Linked DNA regions of Homo sapiens: region 1 is linked to region 2. Evidence: chromatin loops called from intact Hi-C (ENCODE). Cell type or tissue: ovary. All regions are shown on one strand. Each heading gives the region's core, and the rest is flanking DNA. Links, peaks and the distances in the headings are about the cores only.

What was found. Hi-C counts contacts between places; a loop is a spot of excess contacts. Peaks named below come from ENCODE experiments on the same cell type or tissue, not always from the same donor. Only the 100,000 strongest peaks of a DNase experiment are listed, where the experiment ranks them.
Region 1: a loop joins it to region 2, with 5 times the contacts of the local background. A loop is called at or near these places in 105 of 110 quality-filtered maps.

Annotation. Positions count from the first base shown.
Region 1 is chr20:44,858,511-44,865,984 of GRCh38, reverse strand. No RefSeq gene overlaps it. Among named protein-coding and RNA genes, the nearest start is that of YWHAB, 23 kb to the left of the region's middle. In ovary, for the core only: no CTCF peak of the experiment used is centred there; a DNase peak (open chromatin) is centred at 4,226; H3K27ac peaks cover 1,005 bases.
Region 2 is chr20:44,747,459-44,754,696 of GRCh38, reverse strand. KCNK15 (potassium two pore domain channel subfamily K member 15) reads right to left here. Exons shown (of 2, transcript NM_022358.4): 2 at 2,384-4,568. The coding sequence ends at 3,859. RIMS4 (regulating synaptic membrane exocytosis 4) reads left to right here. Exons shown (of 6, transcript NM_182970.4): 6 at 1-2,889. Among named protein-coding and RNA genes, the nearest start is that of KCNK15-AS1, 4.9 kb to the right of the region's middle. RefSeq lists an enhancer at 2,209-2,756. In ovary, for the core only: no CTCF peak of the experiment used is centred there; no DNase peak of the experiment used is centred there.

The DNA.
Region 1 (7,474 bases), core at 1,551-6,550, 110 kb before region 2:
AAAAAATCACACTTAAAAAGGGTGCTCTTGATTAAAAGAATGTGTATTATTTGTTATGATTTATGAAAAAGGTTACTTCTATTGCCCATACGCGTTAAGACAGGCATGAAAGATGCCCAGTAAAATATTAACAGTAGTTATTATATGCTGATGAGATTTCAAAGAATGTTACTTTCTTCCTTATAACTTTATATATTTAAATTTTTATAGGGAGCATTTAAATCAGGAAAGTGGGAAAAAGCAAAATTAAGAACATTATTGCAAGCCAAATGAGAAAAGCAATAACAAAAAAATAACAAAAGTAAAACAAAATTTGAGCCATTCAAATTCTAACTTCTCTATTCCGTGGCTGTGGGACTCTAAAGAAATTACTTAACTTCTTTGATCCTCAGTTTCTTCCTCTTTAATTTTTAATTTATTTTATGAGATAGTGTATTAGGGTTCTCTAGAGGGACAGAACTAATAGGATAGATGTATATATGTAAGGGAGTTTATTATGGAATATTGACTCACACGAGTTTTGTTGAATGCATATGGAGTAGATTATAGAATCACAGGGGAACCAAACTCAGAGGTTGAGAAGCCAGGCATGGTGTCTCCATTCACATCAACAGAATTGGCCTGGGGACACTACTGGCCCTCTGGTTCCAGACAGCCAGTGCTGCCCGTAACCCCACTGGATTGTCATCTCTGGAACTGGATCTTACTCTCTCATCACACCTGCCAGAGAACAGTCTCTATATGAGTTTGAAAATCGAAGTCCATGGCAGATGCACCTGATGGGCAACGCCTAAGTCACAACACTGATGTCCTCCATGCAGGGAGGACATGGCATTTTCTGCTTCCTCTGCAGAATTGAACTCTGGGTTCCAAGGAGTTGAATGAAGTAGGTAATTCCCTTACACACAGAAAGTGGGTTCAGATGTAAAATTGTGAACTCTCAGTACTCAAGTTTCCCTGTCTGCAAAATGGAAATTATATTAGTACCTTTCTTAAAATATTATTCACAGGATTAAAAGAATTAATACATGTAAAATTCTTAGAATTATGTCATCCACATAATGATTTCATGAATACTAGATCTGATTTTTCAGTTATATGAACCTTTTGGCTTAAACCATTTGAGAGTTGGTTGTTACTTTTTTTCTACTTGCAACTTACAGTCCTGACTAATATGAAGACTAATGATACACAGGGTTGTAAAGCTGGAGTGAGGAAATCTATGTAAAGTTCTTGGTACATGGTGATATGGCTTGGCTGTGTCCCCACCCAAATCTCATCTTGAATTGTAGCTCCCGTAATTCCCACATGTTGTGGGAGGGACCCAGTGGGAAGTAATTGAATCATGCGGGTGGGTTTTTTCCATGCTGTTCTCATGATAGTGAATAAGTCTCATGAGATCTGATGGTTTTATAAAGGGGAGTTCCCTGCACATGCCCTCTTGCCTGCTACCATGTAAGACGTGACTTTGCTGCTCCTCATTTACCTTCTGCCATGATTGTGAGGCCTCCCTAGCCATGTGGAACTGTGAGTCAATTAAACCTCTTCCCTTTATAAATTATCCAGACTCTGGCATGTCTTTATTAGCATTGTGAGAACAAACTGATATACATGGGAAACTCTCAGTAAATAACATTAATATCTACTTATTACTGACATTAATACTCTCACTACTAATTAATGGTTTTTATGATCTTCTCTTATGTAATTGCTAACATCAAAGTTTTGCAAGAGGTACGTAAAAGGGCAATCTAAGGAGGGGTTTTGAGTATTTAGGGTTTACAAGAGGTACCAGGACATCAAAGAGAAAGAACACTGAGGAAGGAAAATAGGCTTATAGGTGAACTCAGAAAATCGTTGTTGAATTGTTGTGGAATCAGAAGGACCAGAGGGAGACCTTGGAGTGTATGCAGGAGGATATCTTTATTGAGTGCACTCAGACCCAGCCGACTTAACATCCAAAGACTGGGCCAAGAACAAAGACAGCACTTGGCTTTTATGCACACTTTAAAAAGGGGTGGGCTAACTTGAAGCAGGCTTACAGCAGTGTGAAAGCAGGGATACAGAGGCAGGACAAAGACAGTTAATCAAATTGTAACAGGTTCATAACTCAGGGTTACACATGACCGTTGCTATGCAACCCAGATGTCCATTATCTAGGTTTGCCTAGTGCCTAGCATGGCTTATTCCATGGCCTGCACTATGGGCCCAGGTGGCCTGCTCAGACAGCTTGTGACCTTCACACCACTGCTTAGATAAAACAGAATACTTTAAGTCACCAGTTACAGAGAACAAGAATCTATAAACTCATACCATAAAACAAAGGAAAATTTGTTTTTCTTCTCCCTGTGTTGAGGGAGTGCTGGGAGAGTCTCCAGAGCACATTCCTTTGTGTCCTGCCTTCTTAGATAGTATTATCAAGACTTTCCCTGGGTCTGGGCTATGCCCGTTGCTGCCTCTGGGACAAGTCAGCCTAATACAGGAAAGCTTATTTCTCTTTTTAATTTTATTTTTCTTTCTTTCTTTAATTTCCTGCCTTAGAATGGATGATGAAGAAGATGAAAGAATTTATAAAGAGGCTCTCTTCTTCTAGTAGCAAGAGTTATATTCATTACGAGAGACCTACTCTGAGCTATGCACTGTGCTGGCTGTTGGAGCTACAGAGATGTTACGAAGCACTGTATCTTTTTTCATTTTTTTTTTTTTTTTGATACAGGGTCTGGCTGTATCACCCAGGCTGGATGCAGAGGAGCGATCATGACTCACTGCAACCTCAACCTCCCTTACTCAAGCAATCCTCCTACCTCACCCTCCCAGGTAGCTGGGACCACAGGTGGGTGCCATGCCCAGCTAATTTTTTTTATTTATTTTTTTTATTTTTAGTAGAGATGAGGTCTCACTATGTTGCCCAGGGTGGTGTCGAACTCCTGGGCTCAAGTGATCTTCCACCTCAGTCTTTCTAAGTTCTGGGATTATAGGTGTGAGCCACTACACTTAGCCTGTATATGTTTTCAAGAAGTTTTCAGCCTGGTGCAAGGGTTGAAAGCCCAGGTACTTATGGGTTCCAGTCTGGTAACATAAACAAGGGAAGTGAGCCAGGTGTGAGGAAGGAACATGAGTAAAAGAAATACTTCACTTTCTTATTAATCCACTGTAAGAAAGAAATATTTTGCAAGAATAATGACAAATGGTTCCTGACATAAGGCTTTAATGTCAGGGAGACAGTAGGGCGTGGTAGGGACTGTGAAGAAACAGAAAAGGCATGGGTATCCAAAAGGGACCGCTGCTGGGAGGGCTGGACCCATGTTGCTGGATTTCCAGTTTATTGAGAGAAGCCAAAAATCTGGATTTTAATGTGAAATCTCTTAATTTTTAGTTTCTGGAGATGAACGCAAACAGCTCAAAAACACCATGTGGCCCCAAATGGAGCAGGCCAAAAAAAGCAGGATTCTGTCTGAATGCCAGACCTGAGTCTGAGGGTCCAGTATATGTTCTGCAGTCCACTGGGAGGGACAGATGGGTGTAGGGGCAATTGAGATGCAGCTTGGTAAGTGCAAAGACAGAAAGATGTGGTGTGATGTACACAGAAGAAGAGCTGGAGGGTTTTTGAGGAGGAGGCCTAGAGGAGGACTCAGGTAGGTCAAGAACAGTGCCTGAGTTGGCACTGGGGTCGGGCAGTGTAGTCAGAGGAACAGCATAGGGGAGTGCAGTGGGTCAGGACCCAGTGGGCTGGCAAAGCTCAGATGGGGGTGAGGAACCGGATCTGAGCTGGGGAGGCGGGCAGGGCAGCATGGAGCACAGCCTTGACAGAATTGTCAGTCTGTTTATAAACTGTGATTTTCCTAATTGTAATTTCTGCTCCTTTTGATAGAAAACTAGAGGTTGTTTCTGTGCCCCCAAACCAAACACTTCCTGTAATAAAAAGAAGCCCTTTCAGCTATTGAAGTTGGCAACAGCCCTCCCCCCCCTCCTTTCCTCCCCCTCACTCCCCCTCATCTGTGTCACATTCTCACTCCCATGATATTCAAGAAAATAAATACTTTTGACCTTTGTCAGAACACCTTGGACTTGCCAGCACAAAAAGAAACAATTTGCACAGGAGGAAATGTTTTCATTCTTCCCAAATTGCTCCCTTTTCTCCATGTCCAAAGCCAAATGTAGTCGATGATTCAGAGGTGGCAGGGGTGTCCAGCAGGGCTGGGTGTCAGGAGCCAGTTCTAGTCCTGGGTTTGCAGACTGATTCATTGTGTTGCTGTGGATAAGACTGGGCCCCATGTGCTCGATGGCCGAGAAAGCAGTAGGTTGGATGGTCTCCAAGAATCTGAGGTCTCTGCTCTTCCATCGGGACTTGGATCTGGACCTAACGTCAGTTTGGGCCTTGTCCCTCTAGCCAGTACATCTAGCCATGTGCCAGCTGCTCTGCCAAACTCTAGCCATGCATAATTTCACTTAATCCTCAGACAAGTCCAGGAAGTGGAGAGTGTCACCCTACCTTCCCACCTTATAGAAGAGGAGGCTGAAGTTCAGGGGAGTTAAGCAATGGCAATTTTTTTTTGAGATGGAATCTTGCTCTGTCACCCAGTCTGGAGTGCAATGGCATGGTCTTGGCCCACTGCAATCTTCACCTCCTGGATTCAAGCAATTCTCCTGCCTCAGCCTTCCGAGTAGCTGGAATTACAGGCGCCTGCCACCACACCCAGCTAATTTTTGTATTTTTAATAAAGATGGGTTTCACCATGTTGGTTAGGCTGGTCTCGAACTCCTGACCTCAGGTGATCCGCCGGCCTTGGCCTCCCAAAGCGCTGGGATTACAGGTGTGAGCCAGTGCGCCTGGCAATTTGCCCAATGTAAAAGCTTATATGTATGACCTCAGACTACACTATTTGAGGTCAGGCGCGGTAGCTCACTCCCATAATCCCAGCACTTTGGGAGGCCGAGGCAGAGGTCAGGAGTTTGAGACCAGCCTGACCAACATGTCGAAACCTCGTCTCTACTAAAAATACAAAATTAGCTGGGTGTGGTGGTGCATTCCTGTAAGCCCAGCTCCTGGGGAGGCTGAGGCAGGAAAATCGCTTGAGCCTGGGAGGTGGAGGTTGCAGTGAGCTGAGATCGTGCCACTGCACTCCAGCCTGGGCAAGAGAGTGAGACTGTCTCAAAAATAAATAAATAAATAAATAAAGACCACATTATTTTCCAACTTCAGTACCACTCCCTGGAGATCACCTCTTTTAATCATTTTCTCCCTAAATATAAACAACAGTGCCACGGTCTGAATGTTTGTGTCTCCTTAAAATTCATATGTTGAAATCCTAGCCTCCAAGGTGATGGTATTAGAAGGTGAGGCTTTTGGGAGGTGATAATGGGATCAGTGGCTTTATAAAAGAGGCCTGAGTGAGACCTCTTGACCTTTCACCATGTGAAGATATAGCAAGAAGGTGCTGTCTATGAACCAGAAAGAGACCCTCACCACACACCGAATCTGCAAGCATCTTGATCTTGGACTTCTCAGCCTCCAGAACTGTGAGAAATAAATTTCTATTGTTTAGAAGCCACCCAGTTTATGATATTTTGTTATAGCAGCCTGTCTTAGTCTGTCTGTGTTGCTGTAAAAGAATACTCGGAGCTGGGTTTATTTTGGCTCATGGTTCTGCAGGCTGCCCGAGAAGCATGGCACCAGTAACTGTTTCTGGTGAGGTCTTCAGGCTGCTTCCATTCATGGCAGAGGGCAAAGGGGAGCTGGTGTGTGCAGAGATCATATGGAGAGAAATGAACCAAGAGAGGGGGAGGTTCACAGGCTGTTTTTAACAACCAGGGAACTAATAGAGCAAGAACGCCCTCATTATCAATCACTAGGACAACACCAAGCCATTCATGAGAGATCCTACCCATAACCCAAACAACTTCCATTAGCATCCCTCCAACACTGGGGATTACATTTCAGCCTGAGATTTGGAGGAGTCAAAGAAACCATGTCCAAACTATAGCACAGCGTGAACAGACTAGGATGAATGTCTGGGCAAATGGACCATTCCCTGTAGTCTACTTGCAATCTCTGCTCTCTCCACCTCCAATTGTTTGACATTTATATGCTTATTTGCAGTTCTCTCATTTCTCCTCATAAATTCAATTAATATAACTCCTATTTTCTTATTTCGTCACATGGACAACACCTCTTAACATTCTGCTTTCTGGCCGCGCGCCTTGGCTCACGCCTGTAATCCCAGCACTTTGGGAGGCTGAGGCAGGTGGATCACTTGAGGTCAGGGGTTCGAGACCAGCCTGGCCAACATGGTGAAACCCTGTCTCTACTAAAAATACAAAAAATTAGCCAGGTGTGGTGGGGCAGGCCTATAGTCCCAGCTACTTGGGACGCTGAGGCAGGAGGATCGCCTGAACCTGGGAGGCAGAAGTTGTAGTGAGCCGAGATCACGCCACTGCACTCCAGCCTGGGCGACAGAACGAGACCCTGTCTCAAAACAAACAAACAAACAAATAAATAAATAAAATAAAATCCTGTTTTCTAAGATGGTTTACTTTTCTCTCCATCTTTCCTCTCTGCTTCCCGTTTCCATTTTTTTGTCAGCCTCACTTTTGTTTATAAATTGTCATTTTTTAATGGGGACGAGACCTCAAAGGTTTCTCCCTACCCCTACCCAGTTCTCATTTCCTTTGGATATACTGAGAATTACATTTCTCCACCCTTTTTAGTTGAGTGTAACCATGTGACTAGTTATGGCCAATGAGTTGTGAGAGGAAGTGATCTTTGTTACTTCTGGGCTGGAACATTTGATAGCTGGTGTGAGCACCACCACCACACACACACACACACATACACACACACACACACACATTTCCTTCTCCCCTGGTGTCATACCTTACAGCATTCCCTATGGTAGAGCCTCTGAGCCATCCTCAGGAGAACAGAGCCCCCTGCCACTGTATTGTCAATGTGTAGTATGTCAAAGACATAAACCTTTGTTGTCTTAAGCCTCTGACAGTTTGGATTTATTTACTACAACAGCATAATAAAGTTTATGGAACTCAACCAAGCATTATCCAAGTATCTTCTGACTGATATAGTTAACATTATGTTCTGTCCTACAACTATAACCAAGACTTTAGTGTTTTCTTCTTACTTTAAATAAACAGACTACAAAAACCCAAACTTCCTCTGTCCTGGCAAGTCTGAAAATGCCTTTACTTTGCCCTCACATTTGATTATGTTTGGCTGAGACTAGAATTCCAGCTTAAAAATCTCTTCCAAAACTTTCAAGATAATGCACTATTGATGTCTGGCTTTTGGCTTCTGATGAGAAATCTGATACTGGTCTGATTCTCTTTCCTTCATAGATGAATATTTTTTAAACATCAGTGGAAAACTTTTAGAATCTTTATAATAGATTATGTTTGACAGAATCTCTTTTTCCTCATATTTTCTCTGTCTTTTCCATTTTTGTTTATTATTTAAGTATTT
Region 2 (7,238 bases), core at 1-5,000:
AGACCACTGTCTCCTCGCTGGCCTGGGCCTAGATGGGGCAGCCTGGCTCACAGGAGGCCAGCCCCTCCTCCTCCGCCCCCTTCCTTCCCTTGTCCCCGTAGGGTTATAGCTGGAGCTGCCTGTTATACTCGGCTGTTCTGATTTATTATTCTTGGTACTGACTTTCTTTATGAGGGACTCCTAAGGGTTGTAGGACCTTGGCAGAGGGGGCCTGGTCTCCATTAGAGGGTGTTGTTTTCTCCTGAGGACACCCAGGCTGCCTTTGGTCCCACCCTGTTCCTGGTCCCGGTCCCGGTCCCAGTCCCACCAGGCAACTCCTTCCACCCGGAAATTCTTCCCTTCCCTTAGCCTGTGGAAACCCTGGGTATTCTTTAAAGTTCTGGTCAATGTATATCACCTCCACAGAGCTGCTTACCCTGCACTGGGAAGGGGAGATGGAGACGCCCCCTTTACCCAGGAGGTCTTCAGAGTTTCCTGGGACCGCGGTGGGTGGAATCCCAAGGCTGGGGGTGGAAGGAGCAGGGCTCTGGAGGGATTCGCATTCAAGGCACAGAATTGGCCCCTTGCCTGTTTGTTTTTCTAACCAGTGTGATTTCTCTGCTGTTCGTTTATTACTTACCATTGGAATATTTTGAGCCAGGAGAGCGCCTTCTCTCTCCAGCCATCACCGCTGTGGTTGTTCAGGGGTAGCTTTTCAAAAACAGGGCAGAGCCTGGCTGTCCCAACCAGGGGGAGCAGGGGCTTGGCCCTGACAGCCTGAGCCCTTCCCCTGGTGTCTGCACAGCCTTTATAAAGAGAGAGAGAGCTCCGAAGCAATAACAACACCTGGGGGTGGTCAGTGAGGGCCCCCTCAATGATTTTCTTGTTTGTTCTGTGAAATCCCGCTCACCTCCTGGAGGGGTGGAGCAGCTGGGGGCTGGAGCCCTGTTTCTTTGTGTCATCGTGAGCATGTGCCCCTTCCCAGGGGCTGTGACCATTGGGTGTGGGAACTACGGTCTGTCCTCACCAAGGGATGGGGGTTTGGGGAGGAGAGTGACATTTTCATCATTAGCTTCGGAGAAGCTTCAAGCCCATCCTGTCCCCGCTACTGCCTGGCCCCTTGCTGACTCAGGCTGCACTGTTTGAAGAGGAGCAGAGAGGCTGGCACTAGGGGCCACTGGGGGGCTGGGGTCTCCAGGGGATGACTGTTTTCAATCTCTGGGCCAAGATCACATGCAGGATACCATGGGAAGGAGCCATCTCCACTCTCCTTCTCCAGAACCCCCTTGAAGGGCCTTTGGGACCATTAGTCCATTTCCATTTTACAGACAAGGAAATCAAGACCCAGCTTGGGGGAAAAGCCACCCCTGGAGTCACCTGTGTGTTCAGTGGCACCCCCAGCCTGGGTCCCCTCCTCCCAATAGAGGCTGAGCCGGAGCCAGGGCAGTATGAGGTGGGGCTGCCACTGCCCATACCTCCTCCTCCCTTCTTTCTTTGAAGCCTAATGGCCCCCCAAAAGATGGGCAGGACAAGCTGTAGCCCATCTGAGAGGTTGGGAAACTGAGGCCCAGAAACAGGAAGTGACTCACACAAGACCCCTCAGCAAGGGTGCAAAGGGGGAAGAACTAGGGGCTCCATTGTTCTTCAGGCGACAGGAGACCGTTGCTCCAGTGCATGTCTGCTGGGACAAGGATTCCTGGCCTCGAAGCCCTGGGCTGCACAGCCCTACTGGGCTCCACCTCTATAAACCAGTGACTTCTCTGGGCCTGGGTCTGGGGGAGAGGGTTGCCAGGGAGACTCAGCTCTCCTTGGGGGCTGGCCCAGCTGACTGAGGGTACACAGGATTGGGTCTAGACCTTGATGCCTGGGTGGAGGGCCCTTGTAAGGGGCCATAGCCTCTTCAGGACCAACTGGAGGGAGAGTTAGGAAACACCAGCTCCTGCCTGGGGCAGTGAGGGAATGGGAGCAGCTGTGGGCGCCTCATTTCAGGCAAGTCCTCCCCAAACCTTCAGATGCAGTGAGACCTGGCCTTCCTGTTGTGCTTTTCAGACTTTGTTTTCAGAATGCTTTTATCTCGAGTGTGCCCTTCGGCCCTCACAAGAGCCCCTGGGGAGTAGGTGGTGGCCTGTGCCGTCATCCCCATTTCAAAGCAGGGAGCTGAGGTCCTGGGAGGGGAAAGTGCTTGCCTGAGGTCCCACTGTGTTAGTGGGTGGGCAGGACTGGAACTCGGTTCTCCAACAGCCCAGAGCTCACTCTTTTACACCCAGAGGTGGAGCAGGTGGCTTAGGGGGTGGTTATGTACTTCACAAGCCAATTCCCTTCAGCCAGGAGCTCCTGGGTGCATTTCCGTGTCAGAAACAGTACCGAGTCCCACCCCCTCTGGAGGCACAGCTGTTGCGTCAGGCAAGGTCACCTGCATTTATTTATTGAGCAGCAGTGCTGTGTCAGGCCCAGGGACCGAGCCCCTCTCCCTGTTCCCCTATGGTGTCTCCGAGGCCCTCTGGGAGGGCCCCACATCTGGAGCAGCACCTCAGAGTGGACAGAAAGCATTAGCGTCCACGAGCTCACCCGACGCCGAGCCTGTGAGGTGGGCTGATGGTGCCCGTCTAACCCAGCGCTTCAGGGAGGTCAGAATGGAGCCGAACCCAGGGCTGTGAGCATCACCTCTGGAGCCCTTTCACTTTATGACTGCTTCCTGGACGGGTGGTGGGAAGGCAGGAGCCTGGGTCCTTAGGCTGGGGGCCTCTCTCCATCCACCCACCTTTCCCTCATTCCCTCTCTTGGAGCAGCAGCCGCCCAGGCCTTTAGGGAGGGAGGGTTTCTGGGGCCCTTGGGTTGGAGTGGGGTCGCGTTGCATTGTGTTCATGACCATGTAGCTCATGTTGAAATTAAAGTTTTTGGCTTTTCTAACCTGGCTCGTTCATGCTTTGTGTTGAGACAGCCCTATCTGGGAAGCCAGGGGAAGTGGCTGAGTGCCACGGGGTGCCAGGATGCCACACCTCGGGCTTTGTCTCTGCCCCCTTATGGTGCAGGGGCCTGTTCCAGAAAGTCCTGCCAGAGATGCGTAAGAGGGAGCAGGGTTCTGGATGAACCCCGTCATTCTACAGATGTGGAAACTGAGGCCCTGGGAGAGGATGCGATTCTCCAAGGTCATATTGCTGGTGATTGACAGGACCCGGAAGAGAGCTCGTCCCATGGCATTCTGCTGTGTCCAAGTGGCCCCAGTGACATGGTGGGTGGGTGACAGCAAGGCCTCCCTCATCCTGAAGTGGGGCTGGCCAGGGACAAAGAGCATCAGCTGTCTGGGGGAAAGAGGCCATCATTCACACATGGGCTGATTCCACTCTATACACTGGGCAGAGAATGAGATCGTTTAGCGCAAGAGATTGACCCCCTTGTCAACACTGGACTGTACACGGTCCCATTTGGTCCACCTTTGTTCCCCATGCTTCTCGTAGTGTGAGCATCTGACCTCACTAATTGCAGCGAAGATTCCAGTGTTGAAAGTTGCACATTTCAACCGTTACTCAGAAAACCAGCCTCTTCACAACAGAAAAGTTGCTCTGGAGGGTCGGCTCTGAGGTGGACCTGTGCAGAGCCTCTCCTAAGTGCTGATGTGGCCACGCCCTCATACAATTTGGACTACAAGGAATTTGCTCCTACAGGGTGACCCTGGAGCCTGGTTTGTGCTTATGGTGTGACTGTAATATATTTTTGGAAAGGAGGGAGGGGACTTAGCCACAGACAGTAATGAGAAACTGCTCGTGGCAGAAGACCGCCTAGAGGCCCGTCATCCGTTTCCAATCCCTGGGGAGGGTGCCCTGATAGCTGAAGCCAGACCCTCCCATTCCAGATTCGACCCTGGCCTGGGTGGGGTTGTCAGATGGACTTCCACCGGGCCCCAAGCCTGGGAGCCTGCCCGCCACGCACGACCCCCGGGCTCGAGGGGGGCGAAAAGCCCAGGTTGTCGCGGGCGCACCTCTCCAGCTTGTGCACGTGGCAGAAGACAGAGGCGGAGCCCACGGAGCGGGCCGGGCGGCGGGGCAGCCAGAGGCCACGGCTCTCGGGCGCCCCCGGGGGGCGCGGGCTGGGGGTGCGGGCAGCGCGCTCGGGCCAGTCGGCGCTGGCAACGAGGAAGCGCAGGACCACCAGGTTGAGGAAGGCGCCAATGACCGTGAGCCCCAGGAGGATGTAGAGGAAGCTGAAGGCCACGTAGGGGAGCTTCCTCTGCAGCGCCTCGCCGCTCTGCAGTGCCACGAAGTCGCCGAAGCCGATGGTGGTGAGGGTGATGAAGCAGTAGTAGTAGGCGTGGAAGAAGGTCCAGCCCTCGAAGTGCGAGAAGGCGACGGCCCCGAGGGCCAGGGTGGCGGCACACGCCAGCAGCCCGGCCACCACCAGGTTCTCCGTGGACACGCACGTCCACCGCAGGCCCAGGCAGCACTTGGCCGCCAACAGGAGGCGCCGCACCACCGCGTTCAGCCGTTCGCCCAGGCTCTGGAAAGTGACCAGCGTCAGCGGGATGCCCAGGAGCGCGTAGAACATGCAGAAGACCTTGCCGGAGTCCGTACCCGGCGCGGCGTGGCCGTACTCTATGCAGGGAGAGCGGAGGGGAGGGCTGTGAGCGCCCAGCTCCAGCTGACAACAGTCCCGCCCGCAGCCTGCCTGCCCGGCGTGTCCCTCCCCGTCCCCGGGGCTGGAAGGGCATCTCCAAATACTAGTCCTAACTAGGTCATTCATCACCCCAAACTTCAGACAACCCAAGTGTCCCTCGACTGGGGAATGGATAAACAACCTGTGGGGCATCCAAACACCAATTTTTTTCAGCAACTGAATGAACTCCTGTAACTTGCGGCAACCAAGGATGGATCTCAAATGTCTAAGCTGAGTAGAGGAAGACGAGCTCGAAAGCCTACAGACCGCATGGTTCCCTATAAATGACACTCTGGAAATGACAAAACTGTGGCAACAGAGAACAGATCTGTGGTTGCTTGCCAGTAGCTGGGGTTGGGGGCAGGCTTAACTACAGAAGGCATGGTAGAATTTTGGGGGTTGATGGCAATGTTCCGTCTTGACCGTGGCTGCAGTTACGCGGCAGGTGTTCATCTGTCAGGAGTGTACACAGGAAAATGGTGAGTTCTACTGTATGTAAATTATGCCTTGATGAAAAAAAAGCAAAACTTTCCCCACTTTCCAGCTACACCCCGAGCTGCTTCCCCAGTCAGCATGTCCTCTCCACATGCCTTTTCTCCTGACTACCTCCCCCTCCACTGCTCAGCCTGCCCGCACTGAACACCTTTTGGTTCTGATTGTCTGGCGTGGCGATTCTTACTGGGTCCCTTCAACTACTATAGGGAATCTAAACACGACTGGGCAATCTTGAGTCCTGGAACACCGCGCCATTGCAGGGGAATGAATGGGTATCTCATTGTGTGTCTTTTCCTGGAAAGAGGAGCAGTTGCTTTCATGGTATTCTCAAAGGAGCCTGTACGCCAGGAAGAGTCAGGAGGCCAAGAAGAATGCGCCTCCTCTAACAGATTGGCCCTACCTGCCAAAAAGTAAAAAATACAAATCCTTTGACCAAGGTAGTTCCACAGTTAGGAAGTTAGCCCTTCAATATACACACATGAGCAAAAATATGTGTGCACTTGGGTCGTCATTGCAGCATTGTCGGTCATAGCGAAAATGAGAAACAATGTAAGTGTCCATCCAAAGGGGCCTGGTTAAATAAATTATAGTGCCATCCAAACCATGGGATACTACAGAGTAGCAGTTCTCAATCGAGGGTGGTTTTGCCTTTGAGGGGACACTTGGCAACATCTGGAGACATTCTGGTTGTCACAAATGGGGGTGAGGAGTGGGGATGGCTGTGTGCTACTGGCATCTAGAGAGTAGAGGCCAGGGACACTGCTAAACATCTTGCAATGCACAGGACAGTCCCCACAGCCCCAAATGTCAGTAGTTCCAATGCTGAGAAACCCTACAAACAAGATGACGCAGCTCTTTAGAGACTGACATAAAAACATCAACATATATTCTATAAGTGAAAAAAGTAAGAGACAAAACTGTGTGTATAACGTCTATACAATGTGTGTGTTTTAAAGGAATATATAGGCAGAGAATATATCCAGAAGGACACACAAGAAACTGGCAACTGTATTTGACCCAGGAAGAGGAATTTATGAGCTGAGAGACAGGGTGGGAGGGAGAATTCCTTTTCATTCCATACCCTTTTGTGCCCTGTGAAGTGTGTACTGTGTGCATATATAACTTATTCAGAATATCAGCACTACATACATTTAAAGGCCTGTGGCTGCACTTCCACATTTCTGTTGCATAGCCCTATCACTTTGCCTCTCTGTTACTTTTGGGAGAAAGGGGGTCTGCTCATCACTAGACTTTGAGCTCTTTGAGGGCGGGGACGATGGTGGTGTAGTCCCCATCACCAAGGTCCTGCACAGAGCCTGACGTAGACCAGAAGCTCAATGAGAGTTTATTGAATCAAACCAAGCTGAAGGGGGTGCTGGTGAGAAACAGAAGAGTCTCTTTAGGAATAAAAGGCTTCCAGCTGTTTGGGACTGTGCCAGGTTTTGGCAGAGAGTGAAATGAATAATGATAATAACTAATAATGACAGTAACTAACCCATGTATGTACTCTGCATGGATTATCAGATTTAACCCTCCCAATGACTATATGACATGTTGTTATTCCCATTTTATAGATAAGAAAACTAGGTTCAGAGGGACAAAACTGCCCAAAGGCCACAGGCCTGAGCTATTAACCAGCACCCTCCACAGGCCTGAGCTATTAACCAGCACCCTCCATGGGCCTGAACTATTAACCAGCACCCTCCACGGGCCTGAGCTATTAACCAGCACCCTCCACAGGCCTGAGCTATTAACCAGCACCCTCCATTGCTTCAGTGCCTCTCTCCCATCCAAGCAAAGCCCAAATTCCTGGGGCCTGGCACCTGGCTCTCTGCAAGGCTGGCTTCAGCGGACTAGACCACAGAGGGTGGTGGTGCCCCCAAGTGGCCAGAAAAGGCAAAATTCCTCCTGTTTCCACTTGAGTCTCTTACATCAGCCTCCCAGACGTACCTCAGAGGTAAAGAACCAGGGTAAGAGGCCAAAACCACATGGCAAGCCTCCAAAGAATGTAGATAAAGGCAGAGAGAACAAGTTGATGGCATCCCAGACCAGTGGGCACGGTAACCAGGAGGGTCTCAGGTGTACCAAGATAGGAAGCAGGGGTGTCCATGTGG